2 separate regions of the Homo sapiens genome follow, and region 1 is linked to region 2. Evidence: read pairs that join two places in POLR2A ChIA-PET (ENCODE). Cell type or tissue: A673. All regions are shown on one strand. Links, peaks and the distances in the headings refer to the core of each region. The heading gives the core; the rest is flanking DNA. Region 1 overlaps LOC112267917 (a long non-coding RNA gene). Region 2 has its middle 58 kb from the start of CEP44.

Region 1 (5,390 bases), core at 65-5,064, 860 kb before region 2:
AAGAAGGGCTGACCCCAAGTGTCAAGAGCACCCCTGTTAAAACTTACTGGAAGGCAAAGATATAGAAAAATTGGAACCCTTGTACATTGCTGGTGGGAATGTAAATGGTGCAGCACTGTGAAAAAGAGTTTAGCAATTAAACAGAGAATTACCATATGATCCAGCAATTCCCCTTTTGGGTATAATCCTTTTGCATCCAAAAGGATTAAAAGCAGAGATTTAAGCAGATATCTATACACCAATGTTCATGGCAGCATCATTCACAATAGTCAAAAAAGGTGGAAACAAGCCAAGTATCAATCATTGGATGAAAGGATAAAGAAAACATGGTGTATACATACAACAGAATATTATTCAGACTTAAATAGGAAGGAAATCTGACATGTGCTTCAACAAGATAAATTTTGAAGATAGTATGTTAGTGAAATAAGCCAGTAATAAAAAGACAAATATGTAACTCCACTTATAGGAATAGAAAGTATCTAGAATAGTCAAATTCATAGAGACAGAAAGTAGAAGAGTGGTTGCCAGGGCCTGAGGCAGTTAGTGATGAATGGATATAGAGTTTCAGTTTGGAAAGATGAAAAAATTCTGGAAGCAGAAGGTGGTGATGGTTGCATAACAATGTGAATGTACTTAATGCCATGAACTATATACATTTTAAAATGGTTAAAATGGTAAATTTTATATTATATATATTTTATCACAGTTTAAAAATAAAAAATGCCACTCACTCAAGGAGAGGAGCTGACGTTGAAAGCAATTCTGTTTTGCCCTTGGTACCAAAATTGAAGAAGGCTGGGGGAAGAAGCATGGTGGGCAAGCATGAGAGGCAGATAGTGTGGGCTCCTGGGCAAGGGCCTGCACCCTGCTCTTGGGGAATGGGCAGAAACCTTGACAGATTTAAGACAAAGGAAACTTGGACCTCATTTCCTAGGTAAATCTCTGAGGGGGAAAAAAAAAATATATATATATATATAATGAATTGAAGGGTAGGCAGATGGAAATAAAGGCCTCATAAGGATTGAATTTGTGACCACAGACAACCCAGGTTGATTCGCAAGTCAGTGTGCACTGAGTAGAGACAACCTACAGAACCACACGAGCCCACCCAATGCCTTGGTTCTGTGTGAGCCACCCCAGAATTCACAGGTAACAGCATATGGACAGGGAAAGTTCCTGAACTGGCTGCATAAGGGCTTGAAATAGAATTTTAATTGCATCATAAAGTTAAATTTCTTGCATACTGAATCTCCAGCCTGATATAAGAAGCCATCACAGCTGGGCATGGTGGCCTGTAGTCCTAGTTACTCAGGAGGCTGAGATAGGAGGATCACTTGAGCCAATGAGGTTGAGGCTGCAGTGAGCTATGATTGCACCACAGCACTCCAGCCTGGGTGACAGGGCAAGATCCCATCTCTAAAAAAGAAAAAAATAATAAAAAATTAAAAAGAAGCCAGTATTACATTCCTTTCAGCTCTAAGCTACCCTAATGCTTGGAGCCTTCATAGTAACATTCCATGGTAATTTTTTCACATGTATGAGATTTTCCATCATAAGTGACTACAATTAGCATATCTGGGTGATGTGTATGTGTTGGTTCCTTGTTTTACCTGGAACAGAAGGAAGGAATTGGCTGCCAGATATTTGAAAATTTGTTGTTGGAAATGGCAGCACTGCATGTAAGAGGAGCTTTTTCAAATGAATCAGTAGATAAAAGGTGGAAGCTTGGCTCTTCCAGCCAAGCTCCCTTCAACAAGAGGAATGAAAATTGTAGTTCAATGCCTGCTGCTCACTTATCTCGTGTCTCATATCTTACTGCAACTTCCAGAATGAAAAGACCCTGCCACAATGAGGGGCTGAGTAATTAATTGCCTGAAACACATGGGTAGTCTGAAATTTGAGATTCTTATAAAGGTGTGACTCACAGCTTTCTTAGAAAAAGAGAACAAATATCCATTGCACCAGGAACAGGGAAATTTCCCTCCCATCTTCTTCTCTTTCCTATTAGGTAAGTGCTTTTTATTCGGTCATTCCCAAAATGTTTTGGGGTTGGGGGTGCATCGATTTAGCACACACCCTATGGAGAGCTGGGATACTCTCCTCTTCCAAGGCAGCACAGCCCATACCCAAGCAGCTTTCAATTGTAGGTGACTATTTTCTATCTGGGAGTGGAGGAAGGAAAGTGGAAAGTTAGTTGAATAAATATAATTAAGCTACTGGTGTGAGATATTTCAGCACAGGGTCTTGTTTTTGTTTTTCTTTAAAGGAATAATGCTAAACCCAGTTGGTTTTCTTTTTTTTCCCTTCCTTCCTTCCTTCCTTCCTTCCTTCCTTCCTTCCTTCCTTCCTTCCTTCCTTCCTTCCTTCTTTCCTTCCTTCCTTCGAGACAGGATCTCATTCTGTAGCCCAGGATGAAGAGCAGTGGCATAATCATAGCCCACTTCAGCTTTGACCTCTCAGTCTCAAGTGATAGTCCCCCCACAGCCTCCTGAGTAGCTGGGACCACAGGCATGCACCACCATACCCAGGTAATTTTTTAATTTTTTGGTAGAAACAGGATCTCATTATGCTGCCCAGGCTAGCCTTGAACTCCTCGCCTCAAGCAATCCTCCCACCTTGGCCTCTCAAAGAGCTGGGATCCAACTGGATTTTGGAGATAAATCCCTGAGGAAAAAAACTGGGCTTGGCTCCCCAGAACACCTGGATTTTAGTATCTGAAAATTAAAGTTAATTGGAAAAACATAATTCCGACTTAATATAGCTTTAACCTGCTGATCTCAATGTACTATGATTACTCCCAGTGTTAATTTTAAGTTTGAAATATAGTCTCATGTAAGAGGTGACTCACATAGAATCTCATCTCTTCATCTTAATAATTCTACTGCAGATAAATGTTCTCTGGGCTATTAAGGCAAATCCTTGTAATCCTGGGAATGTGGTCCTTAGGCAACTAACCTCTTGATGGAAGAAAAAAACAAAAAACAAAAAACAAAAAAAACCAGTCCTGGTCTTCATCACTTTTCTGTACTTTACTAAGCTTGGGTTTGGGTAGTTTCCAGTTTTCTAGTGTCCAGAGAGAATTCATCTGCCTATAAGACTTCTGAATATTCTTATTTTCCTCGCATTTCTGTGTGGACTGTCTCAGTGTTAGCTTTTCCTCTTGCTTGCTCCTGCTCTCTCTCTTCCCTCACACCCCACACCCCTTCACCCTGGGAATTAAAGGCATGTACTCTGCAGTCTCAGTAACACCAGCTTTTAAGTGAGACCACAGTACAAAATAATAAATGAGATTTTAAACAGTGTTTGAAGTGGGTGCGAGCCATGTTGTACATTTCAAGACCAATATTCTTGCAGAAGCCACTGTGGAAGATGACGAAAGGAAAATGAATCACAGATGAGGAAGAAACAAAAACAAATGAAATAAAGAAAACGAACGGACACAGACTTTAGGAATGATGTTTGATTCCTAATTAGGCTTGATATTACCATGTTTGGTTACTGGTGTGTTTTCATTCATGTCTTTTGACCTGCTTAAAAAAGGAAAGAGGTCACTTCAAGGGATCCACATTTCAATTTCAGTGTGTGGCACAATTACTCTATACTAAGAGTCTACTAGCCGTCATTCCCACAGTAAGGCCTGGCTTGTTCGTACACTGGGTGCATCTCTGATCTAATTTTATTATGGATGACAGCATGACATTCATTTCCACCACATTCTACACCGCTCCAATTCTGAACTTGGCATGTAATAGCCATAAAATAACATGAGTAAAGAAGGGGACTCCTGCACAGAACTCTGGAAACCAATGCCCAATTTACGAGTCCAAGCATGCATGACTACTGTAAACCAGAATGGTACTAAAACCAATAGATATATGAGAAGAAAATGAATAGTTACGTAAAGGTTTATTGTAGACACTGGTTCATTTTCATAATTTTAGGTTGAATATACCCAGCTGATGAAAGCTTTGAAAAACTGAGTATAATTCCTTATTAAAATTAAAAGCACAACCTGTTTTTTTTGTTTGTTTGTTTTTTTGTTTTTTTTTTTTTTTGAGACAGAGTCTTGCTCTGTTGCCTAGGCTGGAGTGCAGTGGCATGATCTAGGATCACTGCAGCCTCTGCCTCCTGGGTTCAAGCGATTCTCCTGCCTCATCCTTCGAAATAGCTGGGATAACAGGCTTGTGTCACCATGCCTGGCTAATTTTTGTATTTTTAGTAGAGACGGGGTTTCACCATGTTACTCAGGCTGGTCTCAAACTCCTGACCTCAGTGATCCACTCGCCTCCGTCTTCGAAATTGCTGGGATTACAGGCGTGAGCCACCATGCCCAGCCGACCTGTTATTTTTGAAAGAAAGCTAACTTTAGGGAACTCAGTATTTGCATGGCACCAAATTATCACCCCAGGATGACTAGCGAATTGACAAAGGGAAAATATATCTTAATAGTAAAGAGAATTGTGGTTGCCATTACCTTAATTTGGGAATCAAACTTGGCATCACTAATAGTGAGAAAACCAGGCTCAATGTGATCCTGATGCCATGCACTATGTTTTTAAAATTTTTATTAAAAATTTTTTTTGTGAGAGAGCCTCTCGGTCTGTCACCCAGGTTGGAGGGCAGTGGCATGATCACAGCTCACTACAGCCTCCAACTCCTGGGCTCAAGCATGATCCTCTCATCTCAGTTTCTTGAGTAGCTGAGACTACAGGTGTGAGCCACCATGCCTGGCTGCTGCCATGCAGTATGAAGGAGATAGCCTCATCTATGAGTATTCTTCAAAATGTGTAACCTGAATCAAGTCAAGACTTTAGGTGTGTAGGCTATACAGAGGATGGAGGAACAAGTTAAGCCACTTTAAAGAAAGAATCAAAAAGTCTAGAACTGGGGCCTTCTATAAGACAGGCTTAGTACAGTACAAAAAAGTGATGAAGACCAGGACTGGTTTTTTTTGTTTGTTTGTTTTGTTTTTTTTTAAGGCCTGGCCTTTTAAAAAAGTCAATAGCATGAGAAAAGGGGAAACAGGGCTGGGCTCTGGATTAAAAAAGATGGACGACATGACAATTGTCACATGTGTTCCTTGATTAGATTCAAAATTGGAAAAAAACTCTACATATACTGAGTTGATCATTATACAATTCTACATGCATTGAAACATCACACTGTACTCCATAAGAATGTGCAATTATTATGTAGCAATTATAAATAAAAATTAATTTTAAAACAGTATGTTCTTAAAAACCCTATAAAACCATGATAATCATTTGAATATGGACTGCGTATTATATGATATTAAGGAATTACTGTGAATTTATTAAGTGGCATATATTGGTATTTGGTTATGTTAAAAAGGTGTCCTCATTTTTTTTTAAATGTATGCTGAAGTA
Region 2 (5,390 bases), core at 208-5,207:
GTCTGTTTTAGAACCATTGCAACCATCAAGATGATCAACTCTATCACCCCAAAAGTATCTTTAAGTTCTTTTTAAATTTATTTCTCTCTCTAGCTCCATCCTGAGGCAAATGCTGATCTAATTTCTGTCACTATAGATTTCTTTTCATTTTCTTGAGTTTTGTATGAATGAAATCATACAGTGTGTACTCAGCACAATGATGTGGAGATTTATCCACATTGTTGCATGCATTCATATCTTTTTCTTTTTATTGCCAAATAGTACGTCACACATGGATGTACCATAATTTGTTTATCCATTCACTTGTTGATGACATTTGGATTGTTTCCAATTTTTGATTTTTAGAAATAAAGCTGCTATTAACATTGGTATTGTAAACCAAAAAGTACCTGAGACAAGTCTTAATCAATTTAAAAGTTTATTTTGCCAAGGTTAAGGACGCGGCCATGACACAGCCTCAGAAAGTCCTGATGACATGTGCCCAAAGTAATAGGCTACAACTGGGTTTTACACATTTCTGAGAGACAAAAAACATCAGTCAGTACATGTAAGATGTACATTGGTTTGGTCCCGAAATGTAGGACAACAGGATGTGGAGGCTTCCAGGTCATAGGCAGATTAAAAGATTTTTCTGATTGGCAGTTGGTTGAGTTATATAAAGACCTGGAATCTAATCTGTCGTGGGAGTTTTAAGAAAAGTAAAATTAAAATAAAGACCTGGAATCAGTAGAAAGAAATGTCTGGGTTACAATAAAGGGTTGTGGAGACCAAGGTTTTATCATCCAGATGAAGCCTCCAGGTAGTAGGCTTCAGAGAGAATAGATTGTAAATGTTTCTTATCAGACTTAAAGAGCCTTTTCTATCAGTTTTAAGGTCTGTGTTGATGTTAATGGTATTGAGGCACGTCTGACTTCTCCTTCCCATCATGGCCTGAACTAGTTTTACAGGTTAACTTTGGAATGCCCTTGGCTGAGAGGAGAGGTCCATTCAGAATGTTTGCGGGCTTAGAATTTTATTTTTGATTTGAAGTATACAAGTCTCTCGAGTAAATTTCTAGGAGGTAAGTGTATACTTAAATTTCAAAGAAACTGCCAAGCTGTTTCCGAAAGTAGTCGTACAATTCCTATCAGCAGCATGTGAGAGTATAGTTGCTCCATATCCTCACTGTCTTTATCCATTTATGATACTATAACAAAATGTTCCAGTTCTAGTACACATATATACATGCAGAATATATAACAAGCAGAATATAATCTTTTATCTTTTAACTTTAATCTTTTCTGACTCTATTAGTCCGTTCTCACGCAGCTAATAAAGACATAATAAAGACTGAATAATTTATAAAGGAAAGAGGTTAATTTGCTCACAGTTCAGCATGGCTAGGGAGGCCTCAGGAAACTTACAATCATGGCGGAAGGGAAAGCAGGCATGTCCTTCTTCATATGGCAGCAGCAAGGAGAAGTGCAAAGTGAAGGAGGGGAAAAGCCCCTTATAAAACCAACAGATCTCGTAAGAACTCACTCACTATCACAAGAACAGTATGGAGGTAATTGTCCCCATGATTCAATTACCTCCCACCACATTCCTCCCACAACATGTGGGAATTATGGGAACTACAATTTAAGATGAAATTTGGGTGGGGACATAGCCGAACCATATCACTGATCATTGAGTATATTATTAACTTTCTACGTAGATTCAATGATTCAGCTTCATATTATTAACTTTCTATGTAGACTCAATGATTCAACTACTTAAATATGTCTAGGCTACTAATAAACCTTCTTGAATGAATAACAGATGAACAACTGAATATAAATGAAAACAGATGGCCATAAAGAAGAGGATTCAGAATTGTCATCAGCCCTTCACAATCACTGCATTTTCTCTAATAAGCTCACATGCCCATAGCACATTGCCAAAGTTTATTGACTTCTTCCAGAATTTTTATATAAAATTATGATTATGATCTCATAGAGTTCAGGATTGCTTACCAAAGAGCATACCCTCACCAGGATGATGCCCTTTCAAAGGACCTGGTGCCCCAAGGAGCACTGGGGGAGGGAGGCATACAGATGCATTGCATGACATTCTTAACCTAAACCCTGCTTTATGATCTCAGAATCTTCCAAACTTCTAGTCCTTCCAGATCTGAAAATCTGTAGTCACTCCATGATCCAGAGACAGAAGGCAAGCAGAATTTGGTATCTGGATACCAAACACTGATGTTGTGTTGTGAATCTTTGTTATCAAGATTCTTGTGCCTTTAAATTACGTATTTGTGGATTTGACCTATTGAGATATATCAATATTCCTATGCATATATACATATTTGCCCAATAAATCTTTTGATAAACAAAGAAGGGTAGTATAATTCTTAGAAAACAGTGGTTTCTGCTATTGAGCTATTTGCTTTAGATTTGATGTGTCTATAAATGGCTATACAAAATATGTTTTAAGTAGTGATAATAGATTAGATATTAAGCAACTGAATGTGGCAGCTAGGACTAAGGTATATTACCAAGTTTTTATCTTCATTGAACAAATCATAGAAGAAAGTGGGGAATTCATTTCATACCTTTCTCTGTATATACTCCATATTGATTTAACTACTTAAATCATCTCATGGGTATATAACTCTTATTTCATCTATATCTTTTTTTCCCTGACTCCTCTGATAGCTTAGGAGAGAAGAAAGGTATGTTCAGAGGCATATGCAAAGACCTGCCAGAACACTCACAAATGGGGTGATGAGAGTAACGGGGTAGTGAGAAGCATTAATTTTGTATAGAAGTCAGATATACAAGCATTAAAATATATGCCTATTATAACCACTTAAATTATGGTTCATTTTGATAGAAAAAAATTCTGCTGAAAATCTAATTTCAGGCAGTTGTTCACCAAGCAGAATCATAGTAACTATCTTATCTGTGCTTTCTATGTATTTATCTTGCTGACTGATTGTGCTTGTTATGGTAATCATTTACTAGTCACTCTATGTAATGTCTCACAAACTGTAACTTGAATAAAGGCAAGTTATTAGACCTTAGTACCAAAAAGTATTTGAAAATTCAGAGTGCTTATCTCTTCCTTTATAATATCTGACTTCATCAGGAGGATTGCTTGAAGCCAGGAGTTCCAGGCCAGTTTGGTCAACAAAGCCAGACTCTGTATAGAAAAAATAAGGAAGGACGGAAGGAAGGAAGGAAGGAAGGAAGGAAGGAAGGAAGGAAGGAAGGGAGGGAGGGAGGGAGGGAGGGAGGGAGGGAGGGAGGGAGGGAGGGAGGGAGGGAGGGAGGGAGGGAGGGGAGGGGAGGGGAGGGAAAGAAGGGAAGGAAGGAAAAGAAGGGAAGGAAGGAAGGAAGGAAACTGGTACCTACAGGCAGAAATGCTTCTTCAAAGAAGCCTAACTCTGCATTTAATTTTAACTGATTGAATAAGACTTACACATATTACCTATGATATTCAATAATTTCCCTTACTAGAGCCAATTGATTACAAACCTTAATCACATCTAAAAAATAATATCTTCATAGCATCACCTACCTAAGTGTTTGTAAGTGGGAACTGTAATCTAGCCAGGTTGACACGTCAAAAGACAATCACAGTTAAATTCTCAGAAATAGAATAGCTGAATCGAAGAGAGTAAATTTTTATTTTTTTCAATGTTTTTTAAATTATAGACAATTTTTAGAGCAGTTTAAGCTTCACAGCAAAATTGAGAGGAAGGTACAGAGTTATCTCATCTACCTCCTGCCCACACACATGATAGCTCCCTCATTATCAAAGTCCTCCACCAAAGTGGTACATTTATTACAACTGATGGAACTACATTGATACATTATCGTCACTCAGAGTCTATATTTTAGGGTTTTTTTTAATTTTGTTTTTGGTGTTGGACATTCTATGAGTTTGGACAAATGTGGATATGAATGACATGTATCCATTATTATAGTATCATACAGAGTATTTTCACTGTCCTAGAAATCCTCTGTTCTCCACCTATTCATCCCTCCTTCCCCAAACCCCTTGGCAACAACTATTCTTTTTACTGTCTCTATAATTTTGCCTTTACCAAATGTTATATTGGTAACATACAGTATGGAATCATACAGTATATAGCCTTTCCAGATTTTTTACTGTCTCTATAATTTTGCCTTTTACTTTTTACTGTCTGTATAATTTGTCTTTACCAAAATGTTATATTGGTAATATATAGTATGGAATCATACAATATGTCGCCTTTTCAGATTGGCTTTTTTTTTACTTAGTAATGTGCATCTGAATTTCTTCTATGTCTTTTCATGGCGTGGTAGTTTCTTTCTTTTTAACACCAAATAATATTCCATTATCTGGAGGTACAGCAGTTTATTTATCCATCATCTACTGAAGGACATCTTAATTGCCTCCAAGTTTTGGTAATTATGAATAAACCAGCTATAAACATCCATGCATAGGTTCTTGTGTGGATAAAAGTTTTTTATTTTTTGTGCTAAATACCAAGGAGCATGATTGCGGATTGTACAGTAACCACGTTTAGTTTTGTAAGAAACTATCAAACTGTCTTTGAAAGCATCTGTCCCATTTTGCATTCCCACCATCAATGAATGAGAGTTCCTATTACTTTATAAACTTTTCAGCATTTGGTGTTGTCAGTGTTCTGAATTTTGGCTATTCTAATAGGTGTGTATCTCATTGTTGTTTTCATTTGCATTTTTCTGATGACTTATGCTGTAAGGCATCTTTTCTTATGCTTATTTACCATCTATATGTCTTCTTTGGTAAGATGTCTGTTAAGGTCTTTGGCCCATTTTTACTGTTTGTTTTCATATCTTTGAATGTTAAGACTTCTTTGTATATTTTGGGTAACAGCCTTTTGTTAGGTATGTCTTCTGCAAATATTTTTTTCCAGTCTGTGGCTTATCTTTCATTTTCTTGGCAGTGGGCTTTAATAGAGCAGGCATTTTTAATTTTAATCAAATCCAGCTTATCAGTTCTTTCTTTCATGAATTGTGCCTTTGGGGTTGTAGATAAAAACTCATCACCAAACCCAAGATCAACTAGATTTTCTCCTATGTTGTCTTCTAGGAACTTTATAATTTTGTGTTTTACATTTAGGTCTCTGATCTATTTTGAGTTTTTTGCAAAGAGTGAAAGGTTTATGTCTAGGTTCATTTTTTTGCACTTGCACGCCAGTTGGTCCAGAGCCATTGGTTAAAAAGAATGATACATATTTTAAAATTCCTTTTCTTTTCTTTTTTTTTTTTTTTTTGAGATGGAGTCTCACTCTGTTGCCCAGGCTGGAGGGAAATGGCACAATCTCAGCTCACTGCAACCTCTGCCTCCAGAGTTCAAGCAATTCTCCTGCCTCAGCCTCCTGAGTAGCTGGG

Evidence for each region. ChIA-PET counts read pairs that join two places held together with the same protein. Peaks named below come from ENCODE experiments on the same cell type or tissue, not always from the same donor. Only the 100,000 strongest peaks of a DNase experiment are listed, where the experiment ranks them.
Region 1: POLR2A ChIA-PET joins it to region 2 with 6 read pairs; 1 of 35 experiments calls an interaction of 5 or more read pairs at or near these places.

Annotation. Positions count from the first base shown.
Region 1 is chr4:173,475,401-173,480,790 of GRCh38, forward strand. LOC112267917 (a long non-coding RNA gene) reads left to right here. Exons shown (of 3, transcript XR_002959833.2): 1 at 1-2,011; 2 at 2,394-2,531; 3 at 3,358-5,390. It also overlaps a transcript of SCRG1 not described here. Among named protein-coding and RNA genes, the nearest start is that of HAND2, 52 kb to the right of the region's middle. In A673, for the core only: no CTCF peak of the experiment used is centred there; a DNase peak (open chromatin) is centred at 2,261.
Region 2 is chr4:174,339,134-174,344,523 of GRCh38, forward strand. No RefSeq gene overlaps it. Among named protein-coding and RNA genes, the nearest start is that of CEP44, 58 kb to the left of the region's middle. In A673, for the core only: no CTCF peak of the experiment used is centred there; a DNase peak (open chromatin) is centred at 3,068; H3K27ac peaks cover 2,902 bases.